3 separate regions of the Homo sapiens genome follow, and regions 2 and 3 are each linked to region 1. The links are chromatin loops, found by intact Hi-C in ENCODE. Cell type or tissue: Calu3. All regions are shown on one strand.

Region 1 (2,500 bases):
GTAAACCAGAACAAGAATTCAAATAACCTGCCAGGTCAGTGTGCTTGCATAGACTTTTGAAGTTTAGAAAGATGTATGTATGACCAGAACCCCAAAGAGCTAAGCAAGATGACTGGAGGTTGCTGTTTCCAAACACCATGTCTGCACGCAGGGAAAATGTAAGCAGGTTTAATTGTCAGGATCTCAGTACTCTGATCCCGCCTACAGTCCATCCTCTCCCAGGAACTCAGAACTCTAAGCTCTTTCTCCAAGAACTGCTGGGAGGGGACCCTGGATTTTCCTTGGGGAAAATCCAGTGTTGCCAGGCTGATGACAGATTGCTGTTTGGTATTATTAACAGATATCAGTTGAGGTTGGCAAAACCTCTCTCCTTCCTTCTGCCCCCTTGCCTGTCGATATTTATTGATTCTCCATAGCGTTTAGAGCTGAATTTAACTCCCCATTTTTTCTCTTCTCAGCCTCTCCCTGTTAACAGGTTCATCCTCTAATTCTGAGTTGAAAAATGGATCCCCTTCCCTTCCAAAGCAGGGAAACTTGACTACAGGCGATCACATTTTTTTTTTTAAATGTGTTAAGAATCACAGCAGTTGTCCACTGTTGACAAAATGCTCAAAGGACAGAGGTGTGAGGGCTTGTGAGAAAATCCACAAATTCATCATGAAGTCCGTCATGGCAGTTAACTTGAAAACCAGGGATGACAATGTGGGTGACACCTCCTTCTTAGAGTGTCCCATCGCAGAGAACAGGGGTGGCTTGATCTGTACGGCATCCAGCATTGTGGGGCCTATGGTAAGCATTCCGAGAAATAGGGGGAGCATGTAGCATCACAGGCAAGAGGCGAGATGAATGAACTTTCTGTTCATTTGAGAGTGCAGACAGAGGTAGGAGGAAGTAGGTGGAAATGAATCAGTGAAATAAACCGGCATCTGCTCGCACACGGAGCATGCCGTTTCCTGACATGACTCACTGCCCAGCTCCTCCTGCCGCCTCTGACTCACCGTGCAGAGAGGCTGGTTTCTAAGGAGACCACTGAGGGCTGGGCAGTAGCCACCTGTGTAGACACTGTGCTCACATGGCCGTGGAGCCTGTTATCTAGAAAGCCTCATTTCTTTAAATGTCATTAGAGAGAGAGAGAAAAAATATTTCTTAAGGTTATTCTTGAGGTTATTTACAGACACACATCTGCTAGGAAGGAATGAAGTTCTTTGTTTGTCCAAAATAAGCAATTGATCCATGTTTTGGCCAACAGAGCTGTGCTAAATGCTGGGCACATTTGGAATGACTGGGGGATAGGGGAAGGATGCAGGAATGAAGAAGAGAAAAATGGAATTGATATTTCAAAATAAAATGCAAGTAAATCTATGACATATACTTACATAATAGTGGCTCACATGTTTAGTACTCACTGTATGATGGACATTGCCAATAAAAGATCAGTAAGCCCAGTTCCTCCCCTCTCAGAGCTAGTAGGTCCCAGGACGGTGGAGACAGCGAGCTTCTCAGAGAGCAGCTTTTCTGCAACTCATGGAGGGTGGAGAGAGAAGTTAATGTACCCAAAGTGAGAGACACAGATGGCACCTACAGGAGCCTTTCCATTCTCAGGCCACCCAGAATCTCAATTAGTCCCACACAATGGTGTAGAAGCTCTCATCTAACTTGGTTCATTGAATGAGTTTGAAAATAATGGTAATACTGTTTGTCAGTAAAGAGATGCTGGCAAAATACTCCAAAAGTTTCTGCTCTTAAAGAGTTAACTACTTCCCCTGAATACCTATTTGTATTTTTTAATAGCTTCAAAATACCTTATCACAGGCAATGGAAAAACAACAACAACAACAACAACGTCAACCTAGCCAGTGTCAAAACTATCGTAAGTTCCCAACTAATGAATTTTAAATTTTCATGAGCTTCTATTAGGTATTTTGTACCCTTAGTTTTTTTACGCCACCAACACTTTTCATCAAAAGGGCATGAAAACATTGTGTGTTTTTAAAGGGTAAGAAAATTCTGAGGTCTTATTTTCCTTTTAACCTTATGTTCAATAAGCTCACATCCTTGCAAAGGAAGTACATAATTCTACCATAAAAATCAGCCTTTCATGGATTCAGAGTTTTTAAGAAAGTCTAAAGTAAATTTATCTGAAAATAAATCTTCCTGAGAAAAAATACATTTTTTTCCTGGAGTCGTTTTTAAAAATATGACTTGATATTATAGCTGTATGAAGGAGTATCTGAAGTACTGACTTCTTATATCATTCCTTTACATTTTCCTCAGAGTTTTGAAATTGCTCCCTATTGAACGAGCCTATTCTCTGTGCAGAGGAAGCTTTTTACACCTTCTATAGGCGTGGAAGGCAGCAAGAATAGATCTCTGGATTGGATTGTTTCTGTTTCTCCCTCCTTCTCTCTCTCCCTTCCTTCCTTCATTCCTCCCTTCTTTTTTTCTTCTTGCCATTAATAAGCGTTTTTTGAACCCCAGAGTTGACCACATATTTGCTCTT
Region 2 (2,500 bases), 190 kb after region 1:
GATGTAGGATTGGATACAGTAAGATGCAGTGGAGTTTAAGCAAAGAAAATGCATTCAGAAACCTTTTTTTTTAACTAGAGAAAAAATTATTCGTATTAAAGTGTTAACCTGGGTTAAGTCTTTTTCCAGAGAGCTAACTATGCCAATCTTCTTACTTATAATCACACCAATCTGCTGCAATAAAATCTCCAGAATGCCTGCTTGTGTATTGTTCAGTTGAGAGGAATGTGTTATGCACGCTTTAGTACTGAAGCTGTTTAAAGCTGTAAATAGTTTTATGCTCATATTATCACTTTTAAGAAGAAGAAGAAAAAGATCAAGTAGGCTCTTATCACCTCTCTGTGGTGATCCTCTCCCAAAGTTTTGTACACGCAACTCTTCTCTGAAGTCACAGAACTTGATCCCACGTTCCTCCTTTTCAGCAAAATGACCTGTGACCATAAATGATATCAGGAATCTAACAAAAGAGATACAAAAATGACAGCCATGACATGTCCTCTAGACTCTCCCTGGCCAGTGATGGTCACTGTCTAGGCTCTGATTCAGAGCCTGGGTGCATGGAAGGAAATCACACAATTCCAGGATCTCACAATTTTCTCAAAGACTTTCCAGTCCACAGGGCCAGTGTCAGGGTAGACAGAGGCAAAGATATGCATCCTCCATGAGCATGTATACCCTCTCATTGTAAATTATGGCCAAGTGAGAGTCATTCAGGGAGACACAGGGGAAAGGGACTCTACATCCTTGCTCCTGTAGACCAACATGAGCTCTCTGAGGAGCAGGGGATGGGAGCTGCTGTGTTATTTTACAGGTTAAGTCACATGTCACGTGTCCTTGCTCTGTCCCCTGTTAACAGCAAAGATCCTGTCAAATGCATTCAGTAAGGGATTAGTAAACTAGAGCTGACACACATAGTTCTGGACCCAGAGGGTCTTTGATAGAACCCTGTAGTTCATTCATCTACCTTTAGGAAGAGCTGTGGGGATATGACCTGCGTTGTTTTCTTAAAATAAGGAAATAGGGACATGTGGGAGGAGGGAGAGGAGCAGAAAAGATAACGATTGGGTACTGGGCTTAATACCCAGGTGATGAAATAATCCGTATGACAAACCCCCATGATGTGTTTATCTATGTAATAAATTTTCACGTGTACCCCCAAACCTAAAATAAAAGTTAAAAAGTATACAAATAAGGGAAGTATCTTCAGGATGTGTCTGTGGCTTTTAATCCATGTGCTTTCTGTTTTGTAAGAACTAATTGTGCTGAAGTCCAGCTCTGTGACACTGAAGGTCACCAGTTCCCTTGCTGGCTTCGACTGAATGATTCCCCTGTGAAGTCCCTTGTTTACTGTATTTGTAATTAGCCACCAAGAACTTGAGTAACCGGTTTCCGAGGAGAACATATATCCTGAATCAGTTCCTGGACATTTGTTTGAGGTCTTGTAAGGGAAACTGAAGGGAATTGTGTATTGAACAGGATGGCTTAGACCTGCTCAACTTCTGAGAATTGAGGTAAGTGCCTGACGTCAGCATGATTTCTGTTTAGCAGAAGTGGGAGTTTTAATGAAACCGATCTTTGAGCTAACGAATTTAAATGACTGAACTAAGGTGTCACTTTCAAAAGTATATATTTGAATCCATATGTTTTTTGTGGCTGTGCACATCACTGCTAGAAATTTGCGTTTAACTCGGGTAATATTTGCAGACTGACAGGGGGCAGATGGGAGCCAGCTGCTAAGTGAGAGAATCCACCTGCTTGCCAGTTGGAGTGTGATAGGAAGCAAACGGCCCTGATAGAGACTCTATTTCTAGGCACACTGACAGAGCATTCAGCGAAGTGTCACCACACTTTGCTTCATCTAGATCATCAGGGCAAACCTGAAACTCTATCAGGAGAGGGACCAGACTCTTCCAAGAAGATGGAGGGAACCAGGGACACAGAGCATCCTCCCTACTCAGGTCCCTATTGCTATGGTAAAGGAGGAGAAGAAAGACAGATGAGGTGAGGAGGCTATTCCAGAAACTGCGTGTGAAATGGGTGGTAAGACATTGCCTTGAGGCATTGCTGAAACAATCAGACTTTCGAGTCTAGTCTGAAGGACATAAGACCAGGGAGACCTTGATATGCAGAGATGCTACCCAAGCTTGGAACCCTTCCAGAGAGAGCCCCCCAAACTTTGTAGAATGTACCTAGCAAGTCAAAGCCTCCTTTGTGCCAAATATCTGTGTTCCTGCTCTCTACTTCTCTACTTTCTACTCCACAGCAAAATGTCCAAGAAAATTCGATCTTCCTCTTTGCTCTCCAACCCTATTCCTAGCCTTCAGTTTTGTTTTGTTTTTTTTTGTTTGTTTGTTTGTTTCTGTTTATCAAAGGAGTGGAATGCATCAGGCAAGAAAGTACCTACCTGCTACACCTTATACATTTTCTTCCTGCTTAGCTCAAACCTGTGAGTGCTGTAGCCAGTGAGGTACATTTCATTAAATGGATGAACCTAGACTTG
Region 3 (2,500 bases), 230 kb before region 1:
CAAGGAAGCCAGTTGAAGTCCCAAAACCTCAAAAGTAGGGAAGCTGACAGTGCAGCCTTCAGTCTGTGGCCAAAGGCCTGAAAGCCCCTCAGAAACCACTGGTGTGACTCCAAGAGTCCAAATGCTGAAGAACCTAAAGTCTGATATTTGAGGGCAAGGAGCATCTAGCACAGGAGAAAGATGGAGGCTGGAAGACTCAGCAATTCTGCTCTCTCCAACTTCTTCTGCCTGCTTTATACTAGCCAGGCTGGCAGCTGATTAGATGGTGCCCACCCAGATTGAGGATGGGTCTGTCTCTCTGAGTCCACTGACTCAAATGTTAATCTCCTTTGGCAACACCCTCGCGGACACACCCAGGAATAATACTTTGCATCCTTCAATCCAATCAAGTTGACACTCAGTATTAACCATCACATAGCTCTTTTAATCTCCTCTTCTGTGAATTGTCAACTCCTGACCTTCAAACACTTTCCTGTTGATGATCTGGAAGTTTTCTTACTAATTATATGTATCGATGTAACGTACTAATGGTGATAAAATGAACAGCTTGGGGCAAAATTTAGGGATAGATAAACCTCAAGCTTGTTATAATCAGTATGATCCCTGCCTTTCTCTCTTCCTTTAGTTCTTTTGGAAAATGGTCACCATCATTTGGTATAATCTATCATTTCTTAATATATTTCTAAGGCATCTAGGTGATATATTACATTCTCTCCCTTTTTCTTAGAGTTTTTTTTAGTGACAGCTTATGATTGGGGCAAATTTAGAGTTGAAGTGTTTCAATGTGTCTTTACATGATATGTAGGACTTAGATGCTATTAATGTTCTCACCTTTGATTTATGGATCCTGGATCTTGGACATATTGAATTGTAGAAAATTTCCCAGAAAGCAACATAGTGAGAATATCCAGATCAAAATAGAATTTTCAAGAGCTGATGTTACATGCTGCTCACGATGGCAATGAAAGTACAGTTGAACCAAGAAGTCATGGATTTAGTTGTAATGTGGATGGTAGTTCGTTTCATCTAAACCAGTGGTTCTCAGACTTTAGCACACAACAGCATTGCCTAGAGGGGCTGTTAAACACAGGAGCGGGTCCCCACCCTGGAGTTTTTGTTTCTGTATAGGTCTGGTGTGGATACCGTGATGCTGATGCTTTTGGTCTGGGGACAACACCTTGAGACCACTGATCTAAGCCATCTGGGGGCTGAGTGTGAGACAAGATATTACCTTTTTCCATGGTGTAGACTCATATCATGAGATGTGTAAATTCTAAAATCTTGCGAACAGGAGACCAAAATTACTGTCACAGTGTGGGGGTCCAACAAAGATATAATGTTACCTCCAGGGGGTGCCATTTCCTTGTGAATGACTGCCTTAGAAGTTGTGTATAAGGTACATGACCATACAGAGGCCCTGAAGTCTGGTAGTGGAAATACATTTTCCTTTGTGATATCTGATGTTACTTTTAAACATGGAAAGTCCTCCTCCCTTTCCTCTAAGAGTCTCCTACCTGCAATCTAAAGATCAAATTTATAGTCACCTACGTTTGCTTTTTTTAATGAATTCTTTTTAACACCTTCATTATAAAGTCAAATTCTGTTCATGTATTCTGTGAGGTGATGATTAAAACAGCATATTATTTTCCTAAGTGACAATTTTCTCCATACTTTTTGAATATACATTTGTTTTTCATTCACTGATGGTGGAATCTTTCTCGTATGTTGTGTGTGTGTGTTTGTATTCTGAGACTATTTATATTGCCTTTGTTGTGCTAGTTCATTAATTCTACAAATGCTTACTATGTTCCAAGCACTGCAGAGATATCAGTATGAATGAAACAGTCATGAATAAAACACATGTGGACTCTGCCAGCATGAAATTTACCATCTCAATAGTCTGTTCCATTGTTCATCTGTCTATTCTAGCTCAAGCATCACATTAGTTTTAATTGTCGTAGCTAAAGAACACATTTTAATCTGCTGTAGAGAAATTATTCCTTAATGCCATTAAAAAAGTTAGTAATTTTTGTCTATTTATTCTTCTTAATATACCTTGGAATAATTTTTTCAGAAATTCAAAAAGGGGAAGAAAACTCTTTGTGACTTTCATTGGAATTGTCTTGCAGTATATTTTGGGAAGAATTGATATCTTTTATAAAACAGTTTTCCCTCCCAAACCATTTTTGTATGCCTTTATTTATTGGGATCTTCTTTCATATCTCTGTATTATAAAATAACATGCAAGTACTAAAATGTGTTAGTCTGCTGAATTTTTTGGAATGCTTTTTATCAGCAATATGAGAAATTCCATGAAACTGTAGAACTGGGCCCACAAGGAAGGAATGAGGCTTGAGGTTATCAAACAGAGAAGGGAAAGTACAGAGAAAGAATTACTCTAAAGCAAAAACAGTAGGAAAATTTTTATGTTATCAAGATAGTCATGTAAAATAATGCATGGTCCACATGCATAAACCACATCCAATGCTAGTCTATGTAT

What was found. A loop is a pair of places that touch in the nucleus more often than their neighbours do. Peaks named below come from ENCODE experiments on the same cell type or tissue, not always from the same donor. Only the 100,000 strongest peaks of a DNase experiment are listed, where the experiment ranks them.
Region 2: a loop joins it to region 1, with 5 times the contacts of the local background. A loop is called at or near these places in 4 of 110 quality-filtered maps.
Region 3: it touches region 1 in a loop (3-fold over the local background); 3 of 110 quality-filtered maps call a loop at or near these places.

Annotation. Positions count from the first base shown.
Region 1 is chr13:34,156,238-34,158,737 of GRCh38, forward strand. No RefSeq gene overlaps it. Among named protein-coding and RNA genes, the nearest start is that of LINC02343, 190 kb to the right of the region's middle. RefSeq lists an enhancer at 316-1,515 and a silencer at 1,024-1,083. In Calu3, no CTCF peak of the experiment used is centred here; a DNase peak (open chromatin) is centred at 1,004.
Region 2 is chr13:34,346,614-34,349,113 of GRCh38, forward strand. LINC02343 (long intergenic non-protein coding RNA 2343) reads left to right here and starts at 1,430. Exons shown (of 4, transcript NR_146542.1): 1 at 1,430-1,511. In Calu3, no CTCF peak of the experiment used is centred here; a DNase peak (open chromatin) is centred at 1,368.
Region 3 is chr13:33,930,258-33,932,757 of GRCh38, forward strand. It overlaps a transcript of RFC3 not described here. Among named protein-coding and RNA genes, the nearest start is that of RFC3, 110 kb to the left of the region's middle. In Calu3, a CTCF peak has its summit at 1,355 (motif pointing right); a DNase peak (open chromatin) is centred at 1,364.